Linked DNA regions of Mus musculus: regions 1 and 2 are each linked to region 3. A link is a loop called in an ENCODE intact Hi-C map of the cell type or tissue named here. Cell type or tissue: left cerebral cortex. All regions are shown on one strand.

Evidence for each region. Peaks named below come from ENCODE experiments on the same cell type or tissue, not always from the same donor. Only the 100,000 strongest peaks of a DNase experiment are listed, where the experiment ranks them.
Region 1: it touches region 3 in a loop (2.5-fold over the local background); 16 of 42 quality-filtered maps call a loop at or near these places.
Region 2: a loop joins it to region 3, with 4 times the contacts of the local background. A loop is called at or near these places in 6 of 42 quality-filtered maps.

What each region holds. Positions count from the first base shown.
Region 1 is chr13:119,786,445-119,788,944 of GRCm38, reverse strand. It overlaps Zfp131 (zinc finger protein 131), which reads left to right. Exons shown (of 8, transcript NM_001302548.1): 3 at 1-85. Among named protein-coding and RNA genes, the nearest start is that of Gm46390, 2.6 kb to the left of the region's middle. In left cerebral cortex, a CTCF peak has its summit at 990; no DNase peak of the experiment used is centred here.
Region 2 is chr13:119,754,969-119,757,468 of GRCm38, reverse strand. Nim1k (NIM1 serine/threonine protein kinase) reads left to right here and starts at 1,587. Exons shown (of 4, transcript NM_175538.3): 1 at 1,587-1,774. It overlaps Gm41077 (predicted gene, 41077), which reads right to left and starts at 2,076. Exons shown (of 2, transcript NR_168716.1): 1 at 1,209-2,076. In left cerebral cortex, a CTCF peak has its summit at 1,125; DNase peaks (open chromatin) are centred at 1,454 and 2,183; H3K4me3 peaks cover 2,062 bases; H3K27ac peaks cover 2,125 bases.
Region 3 is chr13:119,690,446-119,692,945 of GRCm38, reverse strand. It overlaps Hmgcs1 (3-hydroxy-3-methylglutaryl-Coenzyme A synthase 1), which reads right to left. Exons shown (of 10, transcript NM_001291439.1): 1 at 2,433-2,500. Among named protein-coding and RNA genes, the nearest start is that of Hmgcs1, 1.3 kb to the right of the region's middle. In left cerebral cortex, a CTCF peak has its summit at 1,490; DNase peaks (open chromatin) are centred at 1,263 and 1,504; H3K4me3 peaks cover 2,500 bases; H3K27ac peaks cover 1,420 bases.

The DNA.
Region 1 (2,500 bases), 96 kb before region 3:
CACAAGGCTGTTTTGGCTGCCTGCAGTAAGTTCTTCTACAAATTCTTCCAGGAGTTTACTCAAGAGCCTTTGGTTGAAATTGAAGGTGAGTAGTATTTTCCACAGTACTTAGCAAAATAACTGGCTGGTTTAGCAGGGCTTCCCGGGAAATAAACACCAATAGTCACTGGTAGACAACTAGACACGTTGCTTTTTATTACTTGAGAATTCTTCCAGGAGTAAGTAATAGATGCTGGTTTCTAACAAGTCTGGCCCATTGCTAAAACCAGGGTTCACTGTCATTTTCAAATCATGCATAAATGGAAACTACCATCTTTTTTTAGTGACCTTAGACTTTAAGGATGTTAGAGATGGTAGAGATATTTTAAGTTACAGGAGAGACCTCCGTACTATCAGAAGTAGTGATATACAAATGAAATGAAATGGGCTGCTATAATTGGGGAGGACTGGGGAAGATGAATTTATAAAAAAAATTAGTAGAGAAGGGGCCATCAGTTTTTAGGTATTACTTTGAAAGCAAATGATTTTTTTTTTTTAATCCCAAATGGCAGGCCAAGTGCCGGGCATTGTGCTGTGTAGTTTGTGTCTTATCTGGGGCTCATGCTAATCTTTTGAAAAGTGGAGGTACTTTGCATATGGGGATCAGGCTCCTACAGTTTATGAAACTAAGGTTTCCTAGCTAGTCAGACATTTAGTTTGTACTATTATGCTTTTATCTTTTACTACTACAGTACTAACCCCCATGTCCCATCAAATTCTTTTTTTTTTTTTTTTTTAAAGATTTATTTATTATTATATGTAAGTACACTGTAGCTGTCTTCAGACACTCCAGAAGAGGGCGCCAGATCTTGTTACGGATGGTTATGAGCCACCATGTGGTTGCTGGGATTTGAACTCTGGACCTTCGGAAGAGCAGTCGGGTGCTCTTACCCACTGAGCCATCTCACCAGCCCCCCCATCAAATTCTAAAATCAGTTAGAAGTAAAACAGAATCTTCTTTCAGGGTTTCTATGTTTTGTGTCTTTTTAAAATAGTTTTTTTTTTTTTTAAGATTTATTTATTTATTATATGTAAATACACTGTGGCTGTCTTCAGACACTCCAGAAGAGGGCGTCAGATCTTGTTACGGGTGGTTGTGAGCCACCATATGGTTGCTGGGATTTGAACTCATGACCTTCAGAAGAGCAGTGGGTGCTTTTACCCATTGAGCATTCTCACCAGCCCCTTTTGTGTCTTTTTTACTGAGTATATATTCTTTATTCTGGGTGGGTTGCTTAGAAACTTCTCTTGGAGAAAAAAATGATAACCTAGGGGAGTGAAGACGCGAGTTACAACTCTTTCATTTTGATATATTTCAGTTAGTGTATCAGCAGGTAAATTACTTTTTGATTATAGACAGCACAGGCTTCCTGGACATACAGAGGGATTGCTAGTGAGACTCTAGCTGCCTAGATAGTACTGTTTTTGCTACCAAATAAGTCAATCAGCTTAAGGCTTGTTAAGTAGCTAAAAAGTTACTTCATCTCAGTCGTGTATTTGTCTTTTCATCTAAAAGCAGGTTAATTGGCTTATAGTGATTAGTTGAAATAATGTGCATAGAAAACCTGTCACCTGGCATATTTGGTGTATTGCCAAAGTTTAATAGGTGAGAGCTATTCATCATATTGATTAGCTGTTGTGTTATGTAGTGTGCTAGATCCAAGAGCTGAAGAATTTTATGAACACAGCATTCCTTGAAGTGCTTGAAAATGTAGCAACAGTCTAAAAGAAGAATCAAAAAGATATTAGAGCCCATTAGTGTGGGTGGTGTATTGTGATGAGGACAATAAGGTTTGTGCATTTCGGGAAGGAGTTCACTATACTAGGTGAAGGTTATCAAGAAAGGGAGGGGGAGGGGGGCTATGGTGGGTACTCCTGAGCCTGTGCACAGTCCAGGCCAAAGGCCAACATCATTGTCTTCGTTGATGGCTGTCCACCTTATTCCTTTAGGCAGGGTCTCACAGTTGCTCCCAGTACTGGCTAGTTGAGCTAGCCCTGCCACTATCTTCCCAGTGCTCTAACTCCAGGCAGGTTGCTTCATCTACCCAGCGTTTGCATAGGATCTGGGGGTCTGAACTCCAGTCCGCACACCAGGACCGCGGGGAACACTGCGCTGCCTCCCCACACCTGGCATTCGGAACCAGGGCCCAGGCTAGAGTTCTTGTTGCTAATTGAGAAAGCAGCAGAAAGCAGCACTGGAGAAAGGATTTTTTTTCTTTTGTCTCTCAGCACCTCTGACATACATCCATTATAGAGAGTGGTACACATATACTAAATATCTAAATTGCAAAATAAAATGGAAAATACTTTTTCTTGTTATTTGGTGGGGTTCAGGTATAAAAAAAGTTATCAATTATCATTTAGCCTTTAATTCTGAAATTGCTGTTTTATCCCAAGGTAAAAGTAAAGTTCTGGGCATGTATTAGAACACTTGATTTTGGGTCTTAGTTTTACTGTTTAG
Region 2 (2,500 bases), 65 kb before region 3:
TTTCATTTTATTGTTATAGAAAGAAAATAGACTGGTGGTATGCACTACTTCAAGATTGTTTGTTTGTTTATGTATTTTAAGATGGAGAATCCTGGGGCTGGTGAGATGGCTCAGTGGGTAAGAGCACCCGACTGCTCTTCCGAAGGTCCAGAGTTCAAATCCCAGCAACCACATGGTGGCTCACAACCATCTGTAATGAGATCTGATGCCCTCTTCTGGTGTGTCTGAAGATAGCTACAGTGTACTAACATGTAATAAATAAATTAAAAAAAAAAATTAAAAAAAAAAAAGAAAGCTACAGTATAAAAAAAAAAAAAAAAAAAAAAAGATGGAGAATCCTTCCTTATCAACTGACTGGGTTGGGGAAGCAGTCCTTTCCGTCCCTGGGCTTCCCTTGCACGTGATTCTGTGCATGGAGCTGTCCAAGGTTTTTGGTCTTGCTCTTTACTGTTCCTGACCCCTTTAAGGAACACGCAGGAGGCAGCAGCAAAGAAAGGTCTGAGTATGTCTGGAGTCCCAGTGCTTGGGTTCCAGTCCCAGCCCCAGCGTTCCACAGGTTGGGGACCTTAACTGAAGCCTATGTCTGTCTTTGCTTCAGTTTATTTATCTGCTAAAGCAAGGGACGGTAATATCAGAACTTCTCACATTGCTGTGAAGAGTCTTTGTAAAATTATTTAATACACTGTCTGGCAAATAGAGAAAAATAAATAAAACAGACTCTTCTAGACCCACAACTTCTGCCTCATAAAAATTTTAGATGTCGATTATCTTGATTCTTGTAGTTTTGCCCTGGCATCCAGGGATACACGCGGTGGGCGGTAAGAGAAAGTGGGCAGACTGCTCACAGAGCTGAACTTAGACTCTTAGGTCTGGCTCAGCCATTAAGCCCTCTGTGACAGGAACTGGCTTTCCCCCTCTATTAAATAAAGCATGTTAACTCCAGGAATTATCTTCTATGTTCTGTGGCATCTGTATCAAATTCCCTGCTCTACATTCAATTCAACGGCCTAGCTTCCTAGATCGTAAACTAGAAAAACATCATTTGGCACCCACCACCAGCCAGGATATCACAGCAGGGAGTAGACAAGCAATAAGAGGGCCGCGACTAGGTGGCACCCTGAGAACTAGGCCTGATGTGTATACAAGGGATGGGGCAGAGGGCGACAGAAGCACTTCTTTCTGCAGAGCTTAAAAGCCCTGCTACTCACCCGGAGGAGCTGTCGCGGTGCTTTGCTGGAAGTCTCTGCTCTGTTGGAAGGATTACAGGATAGTGTCGCGGAAGGAAGGAATGAGAGCGCGCAGGGGCTGTTCCGGCAAGGTGTTAAGTTGAGTCGCTTTCTGCTGTGTCTCTGCTTCCCATCGTCACTCTAGGCCCAAACCCCCTCCCGGAAAGTCTGCAGTGGGTGTCCCCTTGCCACACAACTACACACTCCCCTCTCTTCCGCTCCTCCCTCCTGGCTGCCATAGAAACCAGCCTGCCAGGTCCAGGCCGGCTTCCCGTCGCAGTGACCATCCAGTCTCCTTTCCCTGCTCCCCAGAGCCAACCCCCCGCTCAGGATTGGTCCTGTTCAGGACGCTGCGAAGCCCTCGGCTCTGGTGGCGGAGCCAGGCGCAGACAGGCAACGGGGTTTGCCACGGCCCTGTGGGTCAGATCTGCTGCCGTAGGAGCGACCCAGACGTCTGCGCCCCGGGACACAGGAGCTTGTGCCAGCGTCTGCCACTCTGCTCCTCGCCTGGCCGCGCATCGAGCTCCCCAGGCGGCCTCCGGACCGAGGTAAGCGGGGCTCGTCGCCAGCGCCTGGGTCACGCTAGCCTCGCCACCTCTGAGCTAGAAAGAAGCAGATCCGGGATCTCAAGGGAGAAAGGGAGACACGAATTCTGGCCCCGGTGGCGGTTGAAGTGGGGTTAGGAGAAGGTTAAGTGCTCCTGGGGACGTCCACCGAGTCCATCAGCACTCTGCAGAAGGGGACATTGACACCAAGGCGCAGGCTCCCGCCCCTGTATGAGATGCCCTGGTCTGGGCGCGTGTGTGCACCCCTCTGTGTGCACCGGGCAGTGTCACCCGTGCCTATCTGTGTCACACGTGAGCCAGAGGGCAGCCTAGCGTCTCGCATGCCCACACCGGTTCTCTGAACCACAAGAGCCAGGCGCCAGCCCAAATCCGTTAGTTTGTAACTAGGGCTGAGCACCTGTGTGACCTGGATTAGGAGCGGACTTAACTTCTCACAGCTGTGGCCCGGGGGAGGGGTGGTGGTGGCATGAACCCTCAAGGACACCATACACCAGAATCCTCCCCTAGAGAAAGGTGCTTCTTTGGGAAGATCCAACAAAGTAAGGAGGAGCCTCATTTCTCTTCCCAGGCACCTCTCTAGGATTATTATAATGGAAATAGAGGACCTGGAGATACAACCAGGAAGAGACTTCCACAGGGTCTTTAAAACTCTGCAAGCAGAACCCATGGATTCCGAAGGAGAGGCCAAGAGATTGACTGTCCCCTTTC
Region 3 (2,500 bases):
AAGGTTGGGTGAATTTGGAATTAGAATAATCCAAGGACTTCTTTTTAGATTCAAATGCCTATTTATTAGTAAGTTTTGCTATCACTTTTGAGATAAGAGAAAGTATAAGGCCAAACAGTGCCTAGGAGTTTAAAGAAATTGGCTTCCTACCACTATGGTTCAAAGCAAAGGGTAGGTCTGAATCATGCTCAGATCCTAATCTGAACATTGTTAGGAGCCCAAATGGAATCAGAGCATCTGCCAGTCTTCCACTAATTCTCACAGGAACCCACAAGTAACCATAAACCCAACAAGGGGTGAACTTTAAAAGGTTGGTTTCTCTTTATTGCTCCGTTGACAGACATTAAGCAAACATCAACAAGTGCCAAGCATTAGGATGAGCAGATTAAGACTCCCGAGCTATTATGTAGCCATTCATTTGGTAACACGTTTCTCAACCTTTTTAATCTAAAAGTGACACAGCTGTCTGCTATATGGCTCTGTCAGACCAGCCATCAAGTACCAAGGCTAGGCTTTATTCTAAATGAAGCAATTGTCACTTTCGACTTCTTTGCTTACATAAATACAAAAATGTATAAACAGATGGGCAGTGGTGGTGCACACATTTAATCCCAGCACTTGGGAGGCAGAGGCAGGAGGATTTCTGAGTTCGAGGCCAGCCTGGTCTACAGAGTGAGTTCCAGGACAGCCAGGGCTATACAGAGAAACCCTGTCTCGATAAACCAAAAAAAAAAAAAAAAAAAAAATTGTATAAAGAGATTCTTAAACACAGTTCATTATCTCCTTCAACCACAAATTCAGTTCTCCTAGATAATTAGAAGTCCAGCCAGGCATTAAATCATTCCAGACACCTATGTTCCATCCGTGTCTTGGGATTTTCTATTTCTTCTAAAAACAATGTCTCTAAAATCTCAGTTAAAAACAAAACAAAACTCAGAAATAAGTCCATCTGTTAATGATATGAATAAGCAATCAGGAGGGATATTTGTGAAAAACAAAAAACAAACATTAAAAGCAAGGCCCAGATGACTTCAAACATCATCTTTATACTCCCTCTTCCCCAGTGTCAGAGAAACCCGAGAGAACATTACACTAAAGGGAAACTTTGCTAATTTAGGAGAGCTACATCCACAAAAAGACAGCCTCTCTTTCTTTTCACGAGACAGGCTATGCTTACTCTCCATCTCCATGCAAAACTAACTGAAACTTTAAAAGTCTGACCAAAGAACATGCACTGTTGAGAAGGCTCAACCTGCAGAGAGTCACTTGCAGATATCTGTGGAGGACTTTCAGCCTTGTCTCCAGTCTGATGGAATCTGCACAATAAAAATTTAAACCACAGCATGGAAGGAAAAAAAAAAATCTGTAACTATGAGTAGTCTGGTTTGTTAATGTTTGGCATGCCCTTGCTTCTCAAGATTCAACCCTAAAATACAGCAAAGGTTAGCAGCCATCGCACCAGCAGGAGGGAGGTTGCAGTAGAGGTGGGTAGAGAAAACAGGCAGAGATGGCCTGAGGCCAAGGCCACAGGGGCAAGCTTGGCAAGAAGGACAACCTCCTGCCACCTACTCCCCAATTCCCTCCTCCAGAATGTTGCCAAGCAATTCTTTCCCTACCACTGGTCAAAGAAGGTCATGTTTCCAAAGACTTCCATACACCTTGCTTTGAAACTTCCATGACTTAAACCAAAGTCTGTGTGCCGGTTGGGCCATCACATCTTTATAACACTTAAGGCTGGCTGTTATTAACAGTAGTAGACGAGAACATCTTAGCAGAAAGGGAGGGGGAGGGGAAAAGTGAGAGGGAGGGGAGAGAAAGGGGGGAGGTGCCGAGCTCACTAATCTTTGCTTTTCAGCAAGCCACGTACCAAAGGGGTCCAGGCCATCAATCCTTGGCTAGGTCTAAATCACAATTGTGATTTCTTGCACCCGAATTGGGGAGAAGTAACACTGCCCACTTTCCCTCATCAATGCTGTAAGTGGAGGCAGGACACACCCCCTGCCAACCTACAACCCTCCCTCTGAGCCTGAGCTTCCCCATCCCTTTGGGGTCCACCATTAACCCGAGGGTCGCTCTGACACCCCAGCTCCCTTCTGATCCCCTGCCGACGCCTCCACTTCGGTGGTCACAGGCACCTCTAAGGCGACTCCGGCTTCTGACTATGTCATCAGAACACGGAGCCCTCAACGCCCTCTGCCTTCTCTGCGCGTCCCGCCGGCGCACAGTGGAGTCCGGGTCCCCTCCGGAGTCCCCAAGCCCTCAAGCTCCCACACAAGCTCGCTCCCAGCGCCCCATCCTCCGGGACCCGGCTCACGCCTTAGCCCAGACCAGAGCGCAGAGCCTTCCGGCCTGGTCAAGGACACCGCCTCCTCCCCGCACACGCCGCCCGCGGCCTCGGCCTTTGGCTGGCCGGCCCCGCGCGGGACACTCACCCAAAGGGGATCAGACCCTGGAAGAAGAACGAGCAAAGCAAGGAGACCGCAGACTGTGCCTCCCGCCC